Regions from separate parts of the Homo sapiens genome. Here region 1 is linked to region 2. A link is a contact called in ENCODE Hi-C or POLR2A ChIA-PET data. All regions are on one chromosome and are shown on one strand. Each heading gives the region's core, a stretch centred on a gene start or an enhancer-like site at or near the end of the contact. The rest is flanking DNA. Distances are from core to core; before and after follow the strand shown.

The links. Hi-C counts contacts between places; a loop is a spot of excess contacts on that map. ChIA-PET counts read pairs that join two places held with the same protein, here RNA polymerase II (POLR2A). Pooled maps may share reads with other maps.
Region 1: POLR2A ChIA-PET joins it to region 2 with 22 read pairs in PC-3. The contact joins two enhancer-like sites. A Hi-C loop is called at or near these places in 3 of 37 single-sample maps with no recorded cell type and 4 of 50 pooled maps. POLR2A ChIA-PET finds 5 or more read pairs at or near these places in 4 of 52 experiments (A549, HEK293, PC-3 and 1 more).

Annotation. Positions count from the first base shown.
Region 1 is chr19:6,525,712-6,530,802 of GRCh38, reverse strand. No RefSeq gene overlaps it. Among named protein-coding and RNA genes, the nearest start is that of TNFSF9, 2.8 kb to the left of the region's middle. RefSeq lists enhancers at 1,870-2,129, 2,560-2,789. Within about 2 kb of position 2,887, at least 2 of the 41 ENCODE cell types and tissues checked have a DNase peak (open chromatin) inside an H3K27ac peak, as active enhancers do.
Region 2 is chr19:6,221,658-6,226,643 of GRCh38, reverse strand. MLLT1 (MLLT1 super elongation complex subunit) reads left to right here. Exons shown (of 12, transcript NM_005934.4): 6 at 3,960-4,523. Among named protein-coding and RNA genes, the nearest start is that of MLLT1, 56 kb to the left of the region's middle. Within about 2 kb of position 3,008, at least 9 of the 41 ENCODE cell types and tissues checked have a DNase peak (open chromatin) inside an H3K27ac peak, as active enhancers do.

The DNA.
Region 1 (5,091 bases), core at 1,638-4,137, 300 kb before region 2:
TTCTCCCTGCTGTCTCTCCATCGCCCTGGTTCTCCCTCTCTGCCGCTCTTTCCCGGTATCTCTGTGGGTCTCTTGCTGACTCAGTCTCCTTTGCTCTCTGTGTCTCCCCGTTAACGTCTTTCTCTGTCTCTGTTGATTGCCTCTGCAGTGGGTGGAAAGAGATCTTTCTCTCTCTCTGCCAATTTATGTCTATGCGTGCCTCTGTGCCTGTATTATCTCTGTCTCTGTCTCTCTCTATCTCTGTCTCTAATTCTCTCTCCCTGTCTCTGGCTCTGTTATCTCTGTCTCTGTATCTCTCTGTCTAACTCTGTCTCTGGCTGTTATCTCTGTCTCTCATTGTATCTCTCTCTGACTCTCTCTCCCTGTCTCTGGCTCTGTTATCACTGGCTCTGTCTCTCTATCTGTCTTCTCTCTCTCTGCCTCTGACTCTCTCTCCCCATGTCTGGCTCTGTTATCTCTGTCTATATATCTCTCTCTGTCTCTGACTCTCTCTCCCTATCTCTGGCTCCGTTATCTCTGTCTCTGTATCTGTCTCTGGCTCTGTTATCTCTGTCTCTCTATCTCTGTCTCTGACTGTCTCTGGCTCTGTTATCTTTCTCCCTCTCTCTGCTTCTGTTATCTCTGTCGCTGTCTCTGGCTGTGACTCTCTCTCTCTGTCTCTGTGTCTGGCTCTCTCTGTCTCTGTCTCTGACTCTGTCTCTGGCTCTGTTATCTCTGTCTCTATGTCTCTGTCTCTGTGTCTCTCTCCCTGTCTCTGGCTCTTTTATCTATGTCTGTCTGTCTCTTTCTCTCTGTCTCTGACTCTCCCTATCTCTGGCTCTGTTATCTCTGTGTCTGTCTCTCTGTCTCTGACACTCTCTCCCTGTCTCTGGCTCTGCTATCTCTGTCTCTGTATCTCTCTTTGTCTCTGCCTCTCCCTGTCTCTGGCTCTTTTATCTATGTCTGTCTTGTGTCTCTTTCTCTCTGTCTCTGACTCTCCCTATCTCTGGCTCTGTTATCTCTGTGTCTGTCTCTGTCTCTGACACTCTCTCCCTGTCTCTGGCTCTGTTATCTCTGTCTCTGTCTCTCTGTCTCTGGCTCTGTTATCTCTGTCTCTGTATCTCTCTTTGTCTCTGCCTCTCCCTGTCTCTGGCTCTTTTATCTGTGTCAGTCTGTGTGTTTCTTTCTCTCTGTCTCTGACTCTCCCTATCTCTGGCTCCGTTATCTCTGTCTCTCTCCATCTCTGACTCCCTCTCTTTATGCATCTCTGTGTCTCTCCCTGTCTCTGTATGTCTCTGGCTCTCACTCTTTCTGTCTCTCTCCCTGTTTCTCTCTGTCTCTGATTCCCTCTGTCTCTCTCTGACTCTCTGTCTCTCCCTGTCTCTCTCCTTTTCCTTCTTTAGTCTCTCTTTGTCTCCTTCCCCTCCTCTCAGCACCCCCTAGCCCCCCATCACTAGGACTCCCCCGGGTTCCCCCACATCCAGCACTTCCTAAGAAGGGTCAGGCTTCAGCCAAGCCTCAACCACCCTCACTCCTGGAGCATCTGCCCCCTGATCCCCAACCCCCCAGTGGAACCCTGAGTGTCATGCTCAGCCCTCCTGGCCACCTTCCCCGGGACCCCTGGGCCTTCCCTGGCCTGCCCCCACCCACCCACTGGATGGTTCCCGGCAGGAGCCCCTCGGGACCCTACAAGCAGAAGCTCGGAGAGTCCAGGTGGAGAAATTCCCCTTGCAAGAAAGGGACAGTGTTGAGCGAGTTGGAGGAAACACATTTCCCATCTGCTCTGGCCTGCTGGAGGCGGCCAATCCGGGGCTGGGAGGATGGGCCAAGAAGCGGTGAAAACTTGGCCCCAAAAGAGGAAGCACTCCCAGATGGAGAGGGACGTGACCCGGGGAAAGCCCTTGGCTGGTGTTGAAGTCCTGGTCTGCCCAGACCAGTGTGGGTCCACAATGGCCAACTCCCTTCCCATCTCCCAGCCCCATGGGAGATGGGAGGGTAGACCACGCCTTTCATCCCTCTGCTAGCAGAAGTCAACAGCCCATAAAATAAAGGGACTTTTGTTTTGCTTTCAGATACAAGGTCTTGCTCTGTCGCCCAAGCTGGAGTGCAGTGGCACGATCATAGCCCACTGCAGCCTCCAATCCTGGGTTCAAGCCATCCTCCTGTCTTAGACTCCTGAATAGCTGGAACTACAGGCACATACCACCATGCCTACCAATTTTTTTTTTTAATTTTTTACTTTTTATAGAGACAGGGTCTTGCTATGTTGCTCAGCTGGTCTCAAACTCCTGGACTCAAGCAATGCTCCTGTCTTGGCCTCTCAGCACTGTGATGCCAGTCATGCGTTACCGTGCCCAGTCATAAGGTAGACTTCTCATTCAACAGAACAAGTATCTTCCAGGTCAGCACTGTGTCTGATCCTGTATTGGGCCTCCCTGGGGGATTGCAGAGAAAACAGTAATGTTACTGGCTAGTGTTGAAGGAGCATTACCAAATGCTAAACACTTCCTATATACGGTTTGGGTACTCCACGTGTGAGGCCCGACCCAGCAACAGGGCCACTATCAATTAGCTATGCAAATTCTAGCACCCCGCCTAAACCTCCGGAAACTCTCAGAGGGGGTGTCCTCCAGAAGATTCCGACGGCCCCGCAAGTTTGAGAATGCCACTTGTGCCCACGTTTTTCCTTCGCATCTGCTATTCCTCGGCCTGGAACATTCTTTCCCCAGAACCGCAACTGCCAGACACTTTCTCACCACTCATGTCTCCCTTTACACCATCCCTTCCGGGTCAAGATGACAAACTGAACCAGCCTCTGTTTTCACTGTCTCCTGAAACTTCACTGTAGTCACACTTGAGCAATTGTTCGTAAACCAAAAAAAAAAAATTACAAGCCAGCAGAACGGAAAGGTGAGTTTCCTTAGATTTCCACCACCCCTAAGACCTACTCGTTGGTGAATCCCCTCAACTATGAATAATGTGGTGGATGGCGGCTAAAATACAGAAGTTTGCCATAGATAAATTTGCAGAAGAAGGCCGGGCGCAGTGGCTCACGCCTGTAATCCCAGCACTCTGGGAGGCTGAGGCAGGTGGATCACCTGAGGTCAGGAGTTCAAGACCAGCCTGACTAACATGGTGAACCCCATCTCTACTAAAAATACTAAAATTAGCCAGGCGTGATGGCAGATGCCTATAATCCCAGTTACTCGGGAGGTTGAGGCAAGAGAATCCTTGAACCCGGGAGGCGGAGGTTGCAGTGAGCCGAGATCGTGCCACTGCACTCCAGCCTGGGTGACAAAGTGAGACTCTATCTCAAAAAAAAAAAAAAATTGCAGAAGGGACACCAACTCCTCTCCACTTTCCATAAGAGAGAATCAGAGAAGCAATTTTTTGTTTTAAGATAGGTTCTCAGCCCAGCATGGTGGCTCACGTCTGTAATCCCAGCACTTTGGGAGGCTGAGGCGGGTGGATCACTTAAGTTCAGGAGTTCAAAACCAGCCTGGGCAACATGGTGAAGCCCTGTCTCTACTAAAAAAAAAAAAACTACAAAAATTAGCTGGGCATGGTGGCACTAGCTTGTAGTTCCAGCTACTTGGGAGGCTGAGGCGGGAGGATCACTTGAATCTGGGAGGTGGAGGTCACAGTGAGCCAAGATTGTACCACTGCACTCCAGCCTGGGTGACAGAGCAAGACTCCGTCTCAAAAAAAAAAAAAATAGACAGCATCTCACTCTGTTGCCCAGGCTGGAGTGCAGTGGTGTCATCGTGGTTCATTGCAACCTCAAACTCCTGGGCTTAAGTGACTCTCCCACCTCAGACTCCCCAAAGTGCTGGGACTACAGGTATGAGCCACCTCACCTGGCCCTTTCTAAGTAATTTTTATTTTTTTGAGGCAGGATTTCACACTGTCACCGAGGCTGGAGTGCAGTGGGTAATGACAGCTTACAGCAACCTCAACCGCCAGGCTCAAGCAATCCTCTCACCTCAGCTTCCCCAGTAGCTAGGACTATAGGTGCGCACCACAATGCTCAGCTAATTTAGTATTATTTGAAGAGATGGGGTTTCACCATATTGCCCAGTCCACCTCCTTGGCTCAAGTGATCCGCTCATCTCGACCTCACAAAGTGCTGGGATTATAGGCGTGAGCTACCTCGGTGGGCTGCTGAGTCGCCAGGTCCTTTTTCATTCTTATTTTTTATTTTATTTTATTGCATTTTTTCCTAAGTGAATGCACACAGGATATTTTATTTTATATGTTAATTGAGACGGAGTCTCTCCATGTTGCCCTGGCTGGTCTCTAACTCCTGGGCTGAATGGGTCCTCCTGCCCTGGCCTCCGAAAGTACTGGGATTACAGGTGTGAGCCACGGCGTGCAGCCTTTTTTTTTTTTTTTTTTTTTTCCCTTAAGAGAAAGGAATGGCCGGGGCGGTGGCTCAAACCTGTAATCCCAGCACTTTGGGAGGCCAAGGCAGGTGGATCACAAGGTCAAGAGATCGAGACCATCCTGGCCAACATGGTGAAACCCGTCTCTACTAAAAATACAAAAAATTACATGGGCGTGGTGGTGCGCACTGTAGTCCCAGCCACTCGGGAGGCTGAAGCAGGAGAATCGCTGGAACCCAGGAGGCGGAGATTGCAGTAAGCCGAGATCACCCCACTGCACTCCAGCCTGGCGACAGAGCAAGACTCCGTTTCCAAAAAAAAAAAAAAAAAAAAAAAGCAGAAAGGAAAACGGGCTGGGCGCGGTGGCTCACACCTGTCATCCCAGCACTTTGGGAGGCGGAGGTGAGTGAATCACCTGAGGTTAGGAGTTCAAGACCAGCCTGGCCAACATGGTGAAACCCCGCCTCTACTAAAAATACAAAAAAAAGTTAGCCAGCATGGTGGCACATACCTGTAATCCCAGCTACTCAGGAGGCTGAGGCAGGAGAATTGCTTGAACCCGGGAGGCAGAGGTTGCAGTGAGCCAAGATCGCACCTTTGCACTCCAACCTGGGCGACAAGAGTGAAACTCCATCTCAAAAAAAAAGCAAAAAAAAAAAAAAAAAAAAAGAGAGAGAAAGGAAAATGGCAGGGTTTCTGGAAAGAGAAAAAAAAATGGCAGGTAGTGGGA
Region 2 (4,986 bases), core at 1,759-4,258:
TGGGTAGAGTGTCTCTGTCTAGGCTGCAGCTACCCACCTCTTCAACCCTCCTGAGGGCAGCTGGGGCTACTTCTGCCCTTGGCTATGCCAGGCTTTGCATCTCGGGCTATGGCTCACTGCAGAGTTTCGTGGGGGAAGGGCAGGGGAAGCCAGGTGGGTGCCAGCTGAATTTCAGTGTGGAAGAAACTTTTTACGGTCTCATCTCGGCCCAGTCGGTCAGGTGGGTGGCACTCGGCCTTTCTGAGGCTTCTCTCTCTAAACCATCCCTGAGCAGCAATTCAGAAGACAAGCTAGAAAGCCCTTTGATGGCATCACAGTGTCCCTTTAACCCCTGAGCACGCCCCAGTCCTCTGTAGCTGCCCACTCAGCACAGCCGTTCCTGGAGGCTGAGCGGCACGGGCCCTCGGGGCAGCTGCCCGGTGCCTGCCACCCACACATCTCTCCACCGGTCCTCTCCTTTCTCCTCACCTCACTTGTCTGCCAGGCCCTGCGTGTGGGCCCAGCCATCCCAGGCAGGACAGGCAGGGCTCTCCAGCTGCCTCACAGACTCACCGTCAGCCATGCGGGAGAAGAACCGCAGCACCCAGGCAGGTCTTTCTGGCTCTTTCCCCAAGGCCAGCAGGTCTTAGAAATCGTCAGACTTGCCAGATTCTCTGAGTAGGAAACGGAACCCTGGGGTCTCCCCACTCGGCCTCCTGGCCTATCTCTCCCTGAGCCTTGTGGAGGCTCAATGAAGGAAAAGCTCTTGCTGGGGATCTTGGCAGTGTCCCTCTCAGCTACCACAACAAGATTTCTTCTGTACGGGTCACTTCAAGCCACCTAAAACCCTGCGTAGAAAGGACTTCTTGGTTGGAGAGGTGCCCTCCCTGGGGCTGGCGGGGCTGCGTCTGCTGGGGCTGCTGGTGGTATCTTTTGCCGGAGTGTCTCTGAGACCCCTGGAGGCCCCAGCTGGTGAGTTTATCCACCAGGCTTAGGAGGCCTGTGGGCTCCACCCTCTCCGTCCCTGGAGGCTTCTCCAGCTACCGGGTGGAGAGATGTAGGCGGCATCTGTGGGGAGCATCGGGCAGCATGGGGTCCTGCCGAGGCACTTGTCTGCTGAGGGCATTCTGAGAAAGCCCCTCTGCCCCGAGCCCTAGCCTGGCGAATGAGCTGTCGGCCCCACCATGGAGCCCTGGGTGGCACAGGCCCATGAACCGGCCTCTTCCCCAGCTGAGCGACCTCCTTTGGTCACTGGCTCTCTGCCTGGAGAGTGAGTGGCCGGGCCATGTGCTCCAAGCAGAGGGGCCTCAGCAGGGCTCCCTGAGCCCAGAGAGATGGGATAGGTGGGCCTTTTGGGGCCTTGCCCATCAGAATCCCCAGGCCGGGGGACTGCTGGTGAGTGCAGCTGCGGCAGCTTTAGGGGACTCAGTCCTGGGGTTTTGTCCCCACTTCACAGCCACCACCCAAGAGTGGCGTGGCAGGCAGGAACCACAGCCTCATAGAGGGGGCAGGACCCTCTCACAGCCTTGCCTGGCAGCAGCTGCAGGGAGCCAGGTGTCACCCATGTAATGTCAGGTACTTGGCCTGGTTGCTCTTTCCCGTGGAGGTTCGCAGACAACCTTGCAAACGTGATTTTGATGGCTTCTCACCCTGGAGAGTGCTCATGTTATGCTTAAAATTTAGTGCCTAATTCGGATCACGAGGTCAGGAGATGGAGACCATCCTGGCTAACACGGTGAAACCCCGTCTCTACTAAAAATACAAAAAGTTAGCCGGGCGTGGTGGCGGGCGCCTGTAATCCCAGCTACTCGGGAGGCTGAGGCAGGAGAATGGCATGAACCCGGGAGGCGGAGCTTGCAGTGAGCCGAGATCGCACCACTGCACTCCAGCCTGGGCGACATAACAAGACTCCGTCTCAAAACAAAAGCAAACAAACAAACAAACAAAAAAATCGTAGTGCCTAATTTCAGAACCTGTGGTGTCGGGTGCCTGTGCTCCTGTGTGGGAAGACTCCTTCTAGCCAGGCAGGCCCTGGTGGCAATGGCGGCTCAGCTGACTCCAGGCCAGGGGCACACAGTGAGACCTGTGTTAGGGGCCTCTGACGTGCCTTTGGAGTTTGCTCTCATTCTGCCCTTGGTGGCTGTGACCCCGGCTGAGCTCCTGCAGCCCAGCTGGGCGTGTGTCCCCTGCTGGAAGAGGCCAGGGTGGCAGGTGGCATTGCAGTCTCTCACACCTCCCTCCTTGGGTAGTAGCTTGCTGTGGAGCACAGCCCCATTCCACACCCCAGCTCCCAAGGGGACACCCCCTGATAGCCCTGCATGGCCCAGGCCAGCTGGGGGGATTCTGGGGGCACTCCCGCTGTCCCAGGTGGAAGAGCCAGGCTGGGCACAGGGCTTGCCCTTTCTCCAAGGAGGTGGCAGAGGCCTCACAGCCACTGGTACTGTTCCTGAGCCTTTGACACTGAATGTGGGCTGTGGCTTTGCAAGAAGATGGCCAGCCCAGGAGACTGGCCATGGGGCAGCAGCTGTGTCTGCCCTGTGGTTTTTTGCTGGGAGGAGTCTGTCCCTGGACACTCAGGTGGTTTTCAGAGGCCTCTACCCAGCCTGCCCCTCCCGCATGTCTTTGGGGGATCTGTGAAGCGTGGCCCCCCTCCTCCCTGGTACTCTCACTGCTCCCGGAGCCCCTCCCCAGGGCCTTCGGGATCTGGCTGCTGCTGGCTTCTGTGCCGGGAGGCCAGGTACACAATTGTCTGGACAGGCTCTGGGGCCGCCGTGCACCTGCTGGCCGCTGCTCCTTTCCTAGCAAGGGTGGAGCCCCTGGTGGCTAACAGCAGAGAAGCCTGCTCAGTGCTCCTGGGTGCGTGGGGTGATACAGGGTCTCTGTAGGGAAGGTGAAGGCGTGGCTCCCACCGTGGGGAGTGCTGGCAGTGTGCCTATCGGATGGGGTGTAGGGCAGAAACATACAGCATACAAGCAGCAGCGCCCAGGCTGGCCGCGGGCTGAGCCAACTCAGCCATGGTGCTGGCAGCCCCCACACTGTGTGCTCGCTGCCAGCCTGGCCTGTGCCATTGCCCAGTGAGGTGGTGGCCTTGCCCTTCCTCGAGGAAGCAGGCACAGATGGCTTCGGTTTTCTGCCTGGGTCCTGTGGTGTGCAGGTCACAGAGCTGGGCTCACTCCTGGGCCTGTGTCCTGCTGCTCTCTGCCATCATCTTACCTCTGTCCTCAATGGGATCAGCCCCCGAGTCCAGCTCCACCCTAAACCCCCGGGGTTTCCGAGGCAGAGACCTAGGAATGTCCTCGGTGTTTTAGGAAAGCGACCCAGGCGGTTTCCCTTCTGAGAAGCCCGGGAGCTGTTTGCTCCGTGCGGTACCTGGGACCCAGGGACCCAGTGGGCGCTCAGCAGTTGGCTTCCCGAAGCCAGGCCTGAGCTGGCTGGACCCTGGGGGTGTGGAGTCCTGGGGAGAGGGGCCGACGGGGCTCAGAAAGGAAGCCCGTGAGTGACCGAGCAGGAAGCACTGAGCTTCCCGCACGTAGCATGAGTGCTGGGCGAAGGAGGCTGAGATGAGGGGCAGGGCTGCGTCCAGTGCCCGCCAGCACCCCGCAGTGCCAGCGCAGCCTCTGACTTGCCCAGGCCCAGCTGTGAGGTGTTAGGGCGGGCGGGTGCGGGCGAAGTGGCCATGCTCTGCCTGACTCACCCTGTGCTCTTCTTGAATCCCTCAGGGAATGTCAGTTCAATTCTGAGGGGAATCTTAGCCTGCAGCTGCCGGGGACCAGCTGACACTTCCTAGTAGTTTAAAGGGACAGCTCCATGTAAAACTCTCACCTACTGCCTTACCTTTTTGCTTTATGGAAGAGTTTCTCTAGCTGAGGCTGAATCAGGTGGATTATGCTTTGTAGGGGTCAGGGGTGGCGGAGCAGGGCGCCCCGCAATGCCACGTGACCTTGTCTCTCCCCTTGCCCTCCCTGCTCTTGGCCTTGCAGGACGCCAACAAGGAGAGCAGCAAGACCTCCAAGCCACACAAGGTGACCAAGGAGCACCGGGAGCGGCCCCGCAAAGACTCCGAGAGCAAGAGCTCCTCCAAGGAGCTGGAGCGTGAGCAGGCCAAAAGCTCCAAGGACACCTCGCGGAAGCTGGGCGAGGGCCGGCTGCCCAAGGAGGAGAAGGCGCCACCGCCCAAGGCTGCCTTCAAGGAACCCAAGATGGCCCTGAAAGAGACCAAGCTGGAAAGCACGTCCCCCAAGGGTGGGCCCCCACCCCCACCCCCACCCCCACCCCGGGCTTCCAGCAAGCGGCCGGCCACCGCCGACTCGCCAAAGCCCAGCGCCAAGAAGCAGAAGAAGAGCAGCTCGAAGGGGTCCCGGAGTGCTCCAGGCACCTCGCCCCGCACCTCCTCCTCCTCCTCCTTCTCGGACAAGAAGCCGGCCAAGGACAAGAGCAGCACCAGAGGGGAGAAGGTGAAGGCCGAGAGTGAGCCCCGGGAGGCCAAAAAGGCCCTGGAGGTGGAGGAGTCCAACTCAGAGGACGAGGCCTCCTTCAAGTCCGAGGTGAGTGAGTGCTGGGGGCAGGGCAGCCAGGTGCAGGCAGTGTGGTGGGACCCGCCTCCCTTCTGGAACAGCGGAAGGAGGTGGGATCTGAGCCAGGACCTCAGGTCTCACCAGCTGCTCCTCCCACTGGCTTCTTGTAACCTGGGGCCTCCACGCCTCACTAGGCTTCGGTTTCCCTGTCTGTCAGGTGATAAAGTCTGCCTCGTGAGGAGTCCCTCCTCGCCTCCTCGGTGGCATTTGTGGGTGGCTCTGGTAAAGCATGATGGTGTGGTCCTGAGGTTCTGAGCTCCCCTCCTCCAGCAGCCCCCTGCATGGGCCCGGGTCTTGGCCGCTCTGGTGCCAGTGGGCAAGCGTGTCTCATGGTTGCTCTGACCATGGCGTGGTCAGCCCGGCCTGGAGCTCTGCCAATAGGGCATCTGGGAGACTCACCCTTGTCTGGAGGTTAATGATGAGGGCTTCAGAC